Linked DNA regions of Homo sapiens: region 2 is linked to region 1. The links are chromatin contacts, found by Hi-C in ENCODE. All regions are on one chromosome and are shown on one strand. Each heading gives the region's core, a stretch centred on a gene start or an enhancer-like site at or near the end of the contact. The rest is flanking DNA. Distances are from core to core; before and after follow the strand shown. Region 1 holds the start of GPAM (glycerol-3-phosphate acyltransferase, mitochondrial). Region 2 holds the start of CASC2 (cancer susceptibility 2).

Region 1 (6,315 bases), core at 1,399-3,898:
AAAATGCTTAACTTTGAGCTCAGTTGCTCACATCTCTGTTATACAGATATAACATTCTCAAAATTAAGCAAAAAAAAAAACCCCACCATTTTTTATATAAAGACAATTAAGATATTTAAAATACGTCATGTTATATTGAAATAGGAAAAACAATCCAAGAAAATGTACGCCTTTTGGATTGAATTCATACTATAAGTTCCTAATTTTTTAAAGTTTACTTCTATTATAAAATTCATGCTTTTCAAGTATAACTCATGGAAAGTACATACCAAGAGAAAGAAAGAAAAAAAAATTTCTTACCGACCCAAAACTACTACTAGGGTTTTTTTCCTATGCAAAATGATTATTTTGTTTTCTAACATAATCAGTGTACATAAATTTTCTAACCATTTTTTCTTCCCAATATAATGCCATAAAATTTTTTATTAGGCTTCATAAACATACCAGTTTCTGTAGCTATTAATCTTGATGTGATATTATGTTGCTGCCAGTATTTGCACCTTCATAAACATCATTGAAATGAACATTTTTAGGCTGAGTGCTTTTAACTCTTATCCTAAACTTACCCATTCCTCACTTGTGTGCTTACATCGACCAACACTGTATTCTGATGAATGTGGCAGATAAGAAACATCTATTGTACCAAGGGTCAGTGCAGATTCATCCATGTCACAAAGTGTAATTCCCAAATCATGTGCTATAAAAAATAGGTACCATTTAAATTAACAAGGAATCGAGAGAGTAAATACTAGAACTCAAAATTCTGATTTCTACATTACTTTGCTCCACAATGGGATATCACATGAACTGACAGACTTCTACCATGTTGAGTCACAAGGTAAAAACTGACTTTGATGTGTTTATATGAACACAGTTAGGCTTCCCTGACTAGAAAAAAAAAAAATCAGCATTTGTATTCTAAGACTTCCTGAATATATAAGGATACAACATTGTATCCTTTGTATCCACACAAAATAGCTATGAATAGTATCCAAACAAAACATAGTATGCAAACAAAATAGTATCCAAACAAAATAGCTATGAATTGTATCCAAACAAAATAGCTATGAATAGTCATTTGCAAATGAAAATAAGAGCTTATTCTTATTTCATTTTTGTTAATTGAATAGTTCCTGGCAGAAGGAAGGCATGTTTATTTAATTAAGGCAATTAGGGCACCCCTTAAGTTCCCGTACTTAAATTAAGATCTTAATTTTCTTGTGATGTCCTAAAAGAACATTTTCACTTTTAATACAAAGGTAATACAAAGCTACAAAGCTCTGAAAGAAAAGCACACTATTTTGAAATATCTGATGTATAAGTTTTCATCCTTTTCGATAAGCTTTTTTCTACCCTAAGGAAAAAGATTCACTAAGAGTAAACTCCTAGAATAGATATTAATCCAAAATATAAAAACTTTCAAACATAATCTCTAGCCTCACATTATTTTTGCTTTTGGCTGTTTCTCACCTGGCCTAAAATTATTCCTTTAAAATCCTGAAAGGTCATGTCTAGATTAACAGTGTTCCTTTGGAAGGCATATTCCAATTTCTTTACAATCCCCACATGGGTTGGCTACAGTCACTGTTATTCTCGGCATAACCACCTATGTCCTTAAAAATTTAACATAAGTACAATCTAACATAACAGGCTAGGGGAGAGAATAAACCAATGCACCTGGGATGAAAGTTCTTCTGTTTCATAACATAAAACTTCAGGACTCAGCTATCAGTTTCGGGTGCAGAATGTCCATACAACAGGGGAGCCGCTGCTGCCTGAGAAAATGAAGTGAAGAGAGGATGAGGAGAGGACAAAGAGGCTCGTTTGTGCCAACAGGAGGTCCACGTTTTGCACTTCCTCCCTCCGCACAGTTCGCTCTAGGTCAAGGAGTAATAAAGAAGCAATATCCCAGAGGCACCAGCCAGCAGCATGCGCTGAGAGAAGCTGACTAGAGGATCTGAAAAGGACAGAGGCTGGAAGACCAGCTGTGAGGTTTAAATCTTCCACTGCTTACCATCTGTGTGATTTTTTATTACCATAAGTTGGTTAACTTCTATGCCTTAGTTTTCCCATCTGGAAAATGGGCAGAATGATAGCTCTTAACCTCCTGGATTGTTGAGAGGACGGAATAATATAAACAAAGGGTCTACCACAGTGTGTAACACACAGTGAGCGCTCAGTCCAATCAATGGTAACGCTGTCATTAATTATCTCCAGCATACCGGCTGCTCTCAGAGTACCCCTTACTGCCTCAATGTTCCCTAGGGACCCAGGCGGGCTGGCTGGCGGCGCCTCCGCGCGTGCAGATACTTAGGGGACTGAGTCCATAAGGACTCCTTCCAACCCAGGGGAACCCATGCCCCAGCGCAGTCTCCCCAGGAGAGATGAATCCTGATCCCCACCCCTGCACGAGCCCGACCGATTTCTCAGGGAGAAGACCGGAGCTCGGGTGTCAGGGAATAGGGGACACGACTGCCCCAGCAACTTGCAGGAGTCGCACCACCTCCATGCACTTGTCCCGGCGCTCCCGGCCCGAGTAGCCTCCCGCAGCCCACACCTGCCCTGGCAGTTCGCACCCTAGCAGCTCCAGCTTCGGCTGCTGCAGAAGCCCGCACTTCCAGTCCCGGCCAATGCCAGCTGCAGTGGCGCACCCTGATGACGCAACCGGCGCGTGGCATTGACGCGGGGCCGCCGGCTAGCCAGCGCCGGGGGCGGGGCCCGGCCTGCGAGCCTCAGGGAGCGTGAGCGGATCCGAGGGTGTAATGTGTGTACTCGAGTGTGCGTGCCTGTGTGTGGCTAAAGATAGTGTGTGAGCGCCTGGACAGATGGTTACCCTGCCTAGGCCATGCGTGTGTGAGTGTGTGTGGGTACCTCATTCTGCTTTGTGTAAATTCAGCTTATCCGGGAGCTTGTCCCTCTTCCAGGCTCTGTTGGGAATGTGCGCGTGGGCTATCAGGTTATGTGTGTGGTCTGACTTTTTATGAGATCTGTAAGACTATGTAGGATTTACTACGAATGGGAGAGGCAGGGATTGCAAATGGCCATGTTGTGTAATTTCTACCAAAGTGGCTGAGTGCCTTTTCCTTTAAGGAGGAAAATGAGATATGAAAAGAAGCAAATAAGGCTTGTAGTATAAAAAGCCTCAGTTAGGAGAAATAAGGGCTTTTTTCCCCCTTCGGACTATATGTTACACAGCATGGTGAATATAGTAAATAATAATGTATTATACAGTTCAAAATCGCTAAGAGTACATTTCAAAAGTTCTCACCATGAAAACTGAGAAGTATTTGAGGTGGATATGTCAATTAGCTTGATTCAGTTATTCCACATTGTATTCATAAGTCATAACATCGATTTGTACCCCCTAAATATATGCAACTATTTAGATAGTTTAAAATTTATAGCAATCCAGTCTAGCCAGCTAAGATGGAGCAACAGGACTGAATTTACTCTCCTGCCTAAAACAACTAAAAACAAAAACAAACAGGCATTTATAAGACAATGGCTTTTAAACGTTGTGCTGGACAGTGGTCCTTGAGGAGGGAAAACAAATGAGGTGAGCCCTATGATTGCCTTGATTTACTAACTAGAGGGAGCAGCCAAAAAGAGCTAGGCAGACTCCCTGAGTTGAAGAGATAGAACTGGGAGAGCAGGGAGGCCAAAGCAGCTGGAACTGTGAGTTGTATATCAGAAAGGAGAAAGCTACACAGAGAAAGAAGGAGCTGTGGAGATCTACAACAGATCTCACTCCAGTCTTCCGCTGATTAGAGCATGTGTGTGAGGAAGCTACCTAAGGGCAGGAAATAATCATGTATGAAGAAAAGAGAGAGCAATTACTAAAGTTTGCACAGGGTAGGAAATTAATTCTGCTCCCACAAGGCAGAGTAGAAAGATACCCAGTGATTATACAGGACCAGAAATAGTGCCTGATCCTGGCACCCCGACTGGAAAACCTCATAATTCACAACTCAAATGGTTTTGCTTCAGTAGTGGGGCAAAATTAGCTCTAATGTAAAAGCTACTCTGATTCTATCTTAGAAATCTTAAAAGCCAGCCACCAAAGGATTAAACCGTTTTTGAGAACAAAGTGTCCCAGAGCAAAGCACAAGAATATTTACAGGAAATTAAAAATAACCAACACCTAACAAGGTAAAATTTGCAACATCTGGAATCCAAACAGAATTATCAGGCATGCGAAAAGAAGCAGGAAATGAGAAAAAAAAATCAACCAATTGAAATCATCCCAGAAATGACAGAGATGATAAAATAAGAGAACAAGGACATTAAGAAAGTAATTATGACTGTATTCAATGTTTTCAACAAGTAGAAAAAATAAACTGAGCATGGGAAGTAGAGATGTGAAAAATCTTTAAAAAAAAAAAAGACACAAACCAAACATCTAGGAGATAATAAAACCACATCTAAGATTTTTAACACCCTAACACACACACACAGACACACACACACACACACACACACACACACACACACACACACACAGGATTAATAGGTTAGACATTACTAAAAAAGAAACAGTAAAAAACCTGACGGGAGGCTGAGGCAGGAGAATGGCGTGAACCCAGGAGGCAGAGCTTGCAGTGAGCCAAGATTGTGCCACTGCACTCCAGCTTGGGTGACAGAGCGAGACTCTGTCTCAAAAACAAAAACAAACAAACAAAAAAAAACTTGAAAGCATTGTGATAGAAACTATCCAAAATGAAACACTAAGGGAAGAAAAATACTGAAAGTAAAAGTAGAGTATCAGTGAGCCTAGTATACATGCAATTGTAGTCCCTGAAGAAAATGAGAAATATGAGGTGAGAATAGATTAGGGAGGACAGAAAAAAGCATTTGAAAGAATAATTGATGAAAACTTTCCAAATTTGACCAAAACTATAAACTTATAAACCCAAAAAGCTCAACAAACTCAGTAGAAACATGAAGAAAACCATACCAAGAAACATCACAATCAAAATGCCTAAAGCCACTGATAAAGAGAAAATCTTAAAAGCTATCAGAGAGAAAAAAAAAGACATTACTGTACAGAGGAACAAAGATAAGAATGACAGCAGATTTCACATCAGAAAAATGCAAACCAGAAGATGGTGGAGCAGCATCTGAAGTACTGAATGAAGAACCTATCAATCAAGAGTTCTTTTTATATTAATATATGGTATGTACATTTTATATATTTTTATATATATCAAAAAAATAAAATAAAAACATATTTTGACATCGAATTGCCAAAAGAATTCATCACCAGCAGGACCGTTCTATAAGCAATGTTAAAGAAAGTCTTTCAGGCAAAAAAAAAATGCTGTCAGATGGAATTCTGAATCTATGCAAAGGAATTAAGAGCTTAAGAAACCACAAATACGTAGGTAAATAATTTTTCTTATTTTTTAAACCCTTTTATTTTAATTTATTTTATTTTATTTTTGAGATGGAATCTCGCTCTGTCACCCAGGCTGGAGTGCAGTGGTGCAGTGGCGTGATCTCAGCTCACTGAAACCTCCTCCTCACAGGTTCAAGCAATTTTCATGCCTCAGCCTCCCGAGTAGCTGGGATTACAGGCACCCGCCACAACGCCCAGCTAATTTTTTTCTGTATGTTTAGTAGAGTTGGGGTTTCACCATATTGCCCAGGCCGGTCTCGATCTCCTGACCTCAAGTGATGCGCCTGCCTCGACCTCCCAAAGTGCTGGGATTATAAGAGTGAGCCACCATGTCAGCCATTAAAACTCTTTTAAAACATGATTGCTTAATGCACAAACAAAAACAATATTTTGTGGGGTTTATAACATGTACAAATAAAATGTATGATGACAACAGCACAAAGTCCAGGAAGGGAGAAGTATTCTGTTGTAAGATTCTTATCTTACGCACCAAGCAGTATAATATACTTGAAGGTAAACTGTAATAAGTTAAAAATGTATACTTTAACTCCTAAAGCAACTACTATGAAAGCAAAACTAAGAGTTATTGTTAACACATCAACAAAGAAGCTTAAGTCGAATTTTTAAGATGTTTAATGAATTCAAAAGAAGGCAGTAAATGATGGGGGAGAAAAGAAAGAATAGATAGAATAAAGAGAAAATACATGGCAAGATGATAGATTTAAGCTCATATAAGTAATCACCCTAATTAAAAGGCAGATATTGTCAGACTGGAAAAAAAATGAAGATCCAATGATATGCCACCTATTTAAAAACTCACTTTAAATATTAAGACAAGTAAAAGTAAAAGGTTAGAAAACAGTATGCTATACTAATGCTAATCAAAAGAAATATAGGTGGGTATATTAATATCATATAAT
Region 2 (6,315 bases), core at 1,477-3,976, 5.9 Mb after region 1:
GAGAGACCATAATATTAGAGTATTGCTCACACCAAATGTATTGTAACTGTGATGTTGCCCAGGACTAGGAGTAAAACAAGAAGAAATTGTAAAAGGTTATTTCATCCTCAGACTCCTTGGGTTCACATTTGGTCCTACTTTCACTAGGAAAATTTATGTTTCAGAGAAGGCCTGAAATACATGATCCATGAATATTAAAGTACTATAAATGAAGTGAGGAATTTGAAGGTGCAATATACTTAATAGTTTACATTCAAAACACGTTAAATATTTACTAAGTGTCACCCAAAATTGGCAATTTGAAACAGATTATTTGGTAATTATCCATTTTTCACTTTCAATTTGATAAAGAATCCCTCGGAGGAAACTGAATGCCACTCTTTAGGTATCAAATAATTTTATTATTCAAATCACTGATATATATTAAACTTTACATTTAACTTTTTCTCTCCTTCTAAAATATTTTCATCTCAATTAAATGGTACCATTTTTCCTCCTGCATTCCTAGTATTTCTGATCTCTCTACACTTTTACTCCACATATATTAAATCTTAGGTTAAGACCTGATTTAAAATGAAACAAAAAAACTCCAATCAAGAGAAGCCTGAGAGTAGAAATGTACAGAAAAGAACAAGAGAGAGTCGTTTTAAAATGTAAAGAATTAACATAAACTTCAAGAAAAATATCATTGTAAGAAAGTTTTTTAAAGAGTAAATAAATTCAATTATAACTGAACAAAACACCAACACTATTTTGGAAATGGAAAGTCCTCTTAGAAGTTCAACCAGTATTTTTCTCTCACTAATTTCATTAATATAATGTCCTTTTAAGTTTATGGAAGGGGTGAGTATACTTAACTCTAAAAACATATTTTTTTTCAATTTAAGACACAATATCCTAGTGTTAATTTATATTATGATTTTTTAAATTAAAATGTATCTAACTCAAGCTCAAAAGTCATACTGAAAAGACCACTGAAGATGTTATCAAATCATTTCATCACAAAAATTTATCATTCTCTCCATCCTACAGCATTTAATATGGTCTAAACACAATAGCTTTGGAAAATCAATTCTGAATACAATAACTCTGATGTAATTGCAAATTCAAAGGAAAATGTAAGTGCATTCGAAGTTGAGGATGTCTGTACATACTTTTAAAACTTTTTTTTTTTCTAACAGGTATAGACTCCCATCAAGGCACACTGACCCTGAAAAATGGCTGAGCTAAAATAAAAGCTGTGTTTATAACGCTGAAACGAAATACTGAGTTCTAAATCTGGTGATTTATCTTTTGACAGCTACAAAGTGCGACACATCAACATTACATTGCCAGATTTAATTTCTCATCTTCCATTTCATTGATAATTGTAAGGTTTAAAATCCATAACAATTTATATGAAGTTCTAGTTGGTCAATACTGTGATCCAGTCCTCATACTGAAACAATGTTAACTTACTTAAAATCCACCACAAAATATTCAATTATTTGACAGATGTTTAACAGAAAGAATAAGGGATCATTAATGATTCCATTTAAAAAATATTTCATCACGAGTGCTACTTTTACTTCAGATTCATGCAAATATGGTGCTTAAAACTGGATCATATTTCAATCCAAAAACCAACGCCCGAAGTATACGGATAATTTCCAAGAACAGAAAAACCATAAATAAGATATAAACTCCCCCAAATTCAAAATAAATTACATAACTTACTCTGTTTTCCTTCTTTGTTTGTCCTCAAAGATGTCATTGAGATTGATTGCCACCTGCCCTAAAAATTTATCCAGACCCACCAGGGACCTGTGCATAACTATAAGGAAAAGAATGTATTTCTCTGGACTTCCCTGAATTAGCAATCCAGGTAGCTCGAAAGAGGCCTCCTCCTTCCAAACTGGCTCAAGGGTTTTCTCAGCTACAGAGGTGGAGTACTTTTCCTTGCCCAGCTGAATTATAGTGTATGTGTCATTGGTACCACTTTTGCCTTTTGGCTTCAGATCTTTGGCTTGGAGCACTGTGACCTGCACGTGGGTTGGAAACCACTTTTGGGCTTGCTCGGACAGCATCATCCTGTCCTGTTTCTCTGCCCCCGAGTTCCCTAGCACAGGCAGTGCCCCTCCCGGAGGGAGAGCCTAATTCCTTAATCACTGCATCCTAAGGACACTTAACGGAAACAGGCAGGCTCAGGGCTCCCCGACTTCCCTATGGCTGATGTCAAAACGCCTCGCGGGGGCAGCCCAGGGGCACGGCCGCTCCGGGGGTCCCCTTTCGTCTGGAGAAACACAGAGGCCCACCATCACCTGGCCGCGCCGTGCAGGCCTCTGCGCGGACCCCCGCCCCTGTCTCCACCTTCCCCAGGCCTGCGGGGCACGTGAGGCCTGGCCACACGGACCCGGGCGGAGGGCTGCGGGGGTGAAGGGAGCCCCCGCCCCAATTCTGCACCCCTGGCCTCCCGCCTGCCTCCTTGCGGCCGAGCAGCCTCCGCTGCCTCCGCGCCTCCCGCCCGCCCGGCGTTCGTCCGCAGGCTCGGCCCGGCTCCTCCTCCCGACCCCGGTAATACGAACCGCCGGCGGCTAACGCGGCCTCGCTCCCTCTCGCAAACCTCTCCCTCCTCCTCCTCCCCCTCGCCTCAGCTCCTCCTCTCGGGCGGGAGCGGGTAGCCAGGGGTGGAGTGGGGGAGGGCGGGGAACGCGGCCGCCCCGGCGCCGGCGGGACGTGGGGCGGGCAGCGGGCTGCAGGGCTGCGGGCGCTTGGTTCGGCCTGGCCCGGCCGGCGGCTCCTAACACCGGGCGGGCGGCTGCGGCGGCACTTCCGGGTTGGCCTTCTCCATGTTGGTCTCGGGAACGTGAAGGGGCGGGGCCTCGAGGTCAGGGGTCAGCACCTCCCTGGTTGCCGTGGCGACTGGAGGCGCGCGACGCGGGCGCAATGGCGGGGACCCGGGGCTTGATGCTGCTTGGGCCTGGCCCAGTGGCGGGTCCTAGGGACGTGGGTACCTGCAGAGGCCGGCAGGTGAGCCCTGGGGAGGGCTGGGGACCGCTCGTGAGAGGAGGTCATCAAAGACCCGGAGACGCCCCTAACTAGGGCGTCTTTGAGGGCAGGGGATCTGTGTTCGCTGTGTCCTGGATGCCCAGTGCCTGGCAGGAGCAGGTCCATAAATGGTGTTGGAACGAATCAGGCCTCTTCACTGACCGAAAGGAAACTTTTCTCCAATCTCCTATCCACCCTTCTCTTTTTGAAAAGTCCGTAAATTGACTGAAAATGACATCCCCCACCCAGACGAAGGGCGATAGGGAAGCAAATAGTTTCCACAGGGAGTAGAGATGTAGGGAGGCACTGGGCTGGCATCAGAAGACCTGGTTCCGGCCGCGCCTCTGCCGCTATCAGTGTGTGTGACCTTGGCCGAGTCATTTCACCTCCATGAGCCTCAGTGTTTTCACGAGTAAAAAAGCCAGTTCTACCTCATGTCTAAGACTCCATCACGACTCTATGGGCTCGACGTCAAAAGGACCCCCGTGGGGACTCACACTGTGGTGGACTGTGCAAATCATGTGGAGACCATGCCCCAAACACGGGTTTCGAGTTTCAGGGGATAATACATGTGCCTTTCCTAGCACAATGCGGCACATAAATCTCCTTTTGCCCCTCTATTTCTCAATTGGAAGAGACGCTTATGTACCACCCCATTGCTGTTAATTCTGTTCGTGTCTTACCTTCCCAAGGAAATTCTAAGTTTTGGGACTGCCTTGTCTATCATGCAGTCCCTTCATAGTGGCTAGCATGCAGCAGACAATTTACTGAATTACTTAATGCCTTTTTTCCCTTTACAAGACTAATTTTGAGAGTAAAACAATATGATACATGTAAATGCACGTTTTTTTAACTTAAATGGCCATAAACATGTAAAGTATCGTGTTTATTATTTTCAAGCAAGGTTTAAAACTTCTCATTCAAGGCAGAATTTTTCATCCCTGGGAGACAGTGTATGAAAAGGCCATGTGTGGAAAACAGAACAAAATCATCGTACTGCGAATATAGCATCTGGATCCCAGAGTGCACAGTTGTCAACTTTAAAGAAAAATATTCTTAGGGATTTTTAAACAGTACGTTGGAACAGTCAATGGTGGAATTTCACCAGGATCTCTAAGGAGAAATAATTTGACACCTGAAACTTACAAAAACCAAATAAACATCATGAAATCAAATTTAATTAAGTTTAGAGTTCTTATACATTTTAAAAGTCTTCATGTCTCTATTAAAGGTTGTAATTAAACAATAGAAAATTATAATAGTGGATGTGTATTTCTGAAGAGCTTAAATTGGTAAGCTTTATTAATGATTATAAACTTGTTTACAAATATAATTTCACTCATCTCTGAAATATAGCCATCTCTAGGGTAGAAGTTGGCAGCAGTAGTTCACAGCAACTCAATAACATACTCCAACACAACTCAGAGAATACTCTAAAGGCAAGAGCTGAACAATTGGAATTACTAACCTCTCTTTCTGTAGCACCTAAATTTCTTTTGAGTTTTCCCAACAGCTGGCTAGAGCCAAAATTGTTTAGTTTTACTGGTGAAATCAGAAATTATGACTTAAAATTTTTTAAGCCAGAATAAGAAAATAACATATTTTTGCCCCCGGGGAAAGCAAATAAACAAACAAACCAAATGAGCTAAATAGAATCTGGGATTGCATTATAATAAGGAAATGACTTCCTATAGAATGTTTTCCTTTTTTGATTATATTAAGAGAATAAAAATATGACAGTGGAGTCAAAGATATGGTTGGCTTATAGTGAAAAATAATGACAATTACATAAGATCTGGGATCAAAGTGCTTCTCCCAAAATGTTTATTGTTTTACAGTTTTAAAAATTCTTTTGACTAATTCTAAGATATACATGGACAACAATTTAAAAAGGAAAGGATTGCGTGTGTAAGGACAACATACCAGAATTGAAGAGAGTCACTTTTTAAAAAATTATCCTATGACTAATGATACATCCGGAAATGTATGGTACAATTCCAAAATCAAAGTCTTGGGAAAATAATATATTTTAGAAGGAAAATGCTGAACATTCTAATTTTAAACTGTTAACAATGCCTACAGCAATGAATAAGAATGCTTTGACCAGAAAGTTAAAATAGTCAATATTTATTCCCCATGAGTAGAGGATTTCACAGATGAAAATATTTACTACATGTTGCCCCTTTCAGTCCCATAAAGAATAAGTCCCATAAGGAGACCTATTCCAGACATTGGGGGAGATTTTCCCTTTGGACAAAGGCATCTCTAAAATCACATCTTGCAAATCTGTTGCAGAACAATTATAATGCTCTCATGTTTAAATAGCCCACTGGGTCAAGCGTGTTAATGCTCCCATGTACATTATGTAATGGATATTAATTATTTTCCAGATGGAGATTCAGAAACATAAGGACAACAAGAAACTTCCCCAAGGTATCATTATAGTCTTTAGACTTCAGACACACACCACACCTCAAATATATACACAACTGAAAGGTATGTAAAATTCATATATATGTACATATGACAAAGCCCCAGAGTTATATTGGAGATACATAGATAGATGATAGATAGATAGATAGATAGATAGATAGATAGATAGATAGATAGATCAATCTCCTTGTAATCGGTTGAAAAGTGAAAGAGTATTTGGCAAATTGACTTGAAATTATTATGGCAATGAACTGGCATTTGGGGATTTTTGGGGATTGTTTTGTTTTGTTTTCATCGCTGGACTGATCAATTTCTCTTCTGGGATTGGGCAGTGTGTGGATACATTTTGTGATGCCCAAGAAGTAACATGGTATGTAGTGTAAAGAGCTCTAGTCAGCAGCCTGGGTCTTAATCCCAGGGCTGCCTATTACTAGCTACATCTCTTTAGGGAAGTCATTTTTCTTCTTTGGGCTGTCTTGTAAAATGAGACTTTTATAGCAGCCACCAAAGGATCCTCTAACATTTAAAGATTCTACATAGTATATCCACAACGCAAAGAAGCAAATTGCATTATAATTATCTAACTGAATTTGGTCAATATACTAAAGCAGATTTCCTTTTTATGTAACATATTAATAAAGAATTCTCTAATTCAGGAGAAAAAAATTATTTTTTAAGATTTCCTGACAGCTCTGTCTCCCAAATGAAGGTAATTAATGATCACAGAAAGCAAGTGAATATAAGTTTTATTAATAGGCTCTGCATGAGGCAATTGACACCAACAGCTCAAGATTTGGAAGAAATTGCATGTATGTGCAAGTGGTTTTGAGCAGCCTTGAACTTTTTAATTGTAGT

What was found. Hi-C counts contacts between places; a loop is a spot of excess contacts on that map. Pooled maps may share reads with other maps.
Region 2: a map of CD8-positive, alpha-beta T cell shows a loop between it and region 1 (33-fold over the local background). The contact joins the promoter of CASC2 here to the promoter of GPAM in region 1. A Hi-C loop is called at or near these places in 6 of 168 maps with a recorded cell type or tissue (CD4-positive, alpha-beta T cell, CD4-positive, alpha-beta memory T cell, CD8-positive, alpha-beta T cell and 2 more) and 11 of 50 pooled maps.

The regions. Positions count from the first base shown.
Region 1 is chr10:112,181,117-112,187,431 of GRCh38, forward strand. GPAM (glycerol-3-phosphate acyltransferase, mitochondrial) reads right to left here and starts at 2,649. Exons shown (of 22, transcript NM_001244949.2): 1 at 2,577-2,649; 2 at 1,678-1,775; 3 at 567-697. The coding sequence starts at 668. RefSeq lists a silencer at 2,567-2,796.
Region 2 is chr10:118,044,095-118,050,409 of GRCh38, forward strand. CASC2 (cancer susceptibility 2) reads left to right here and starts at 2,727. Exons shown (of 4, transcript NR_026940.1): 1 at 2,727-3,009; 2 at 5,418-5,523. RAB11FIP2 (RAB11 family interacting protein 2) reads right to left here and starts at 2,847. Exons shown (of 5, transcript NM_014904.3): 1 at 1,717-2,847. The coding sequence starts at 2,069. RefSeq lists a silencer at 2,285-2,774.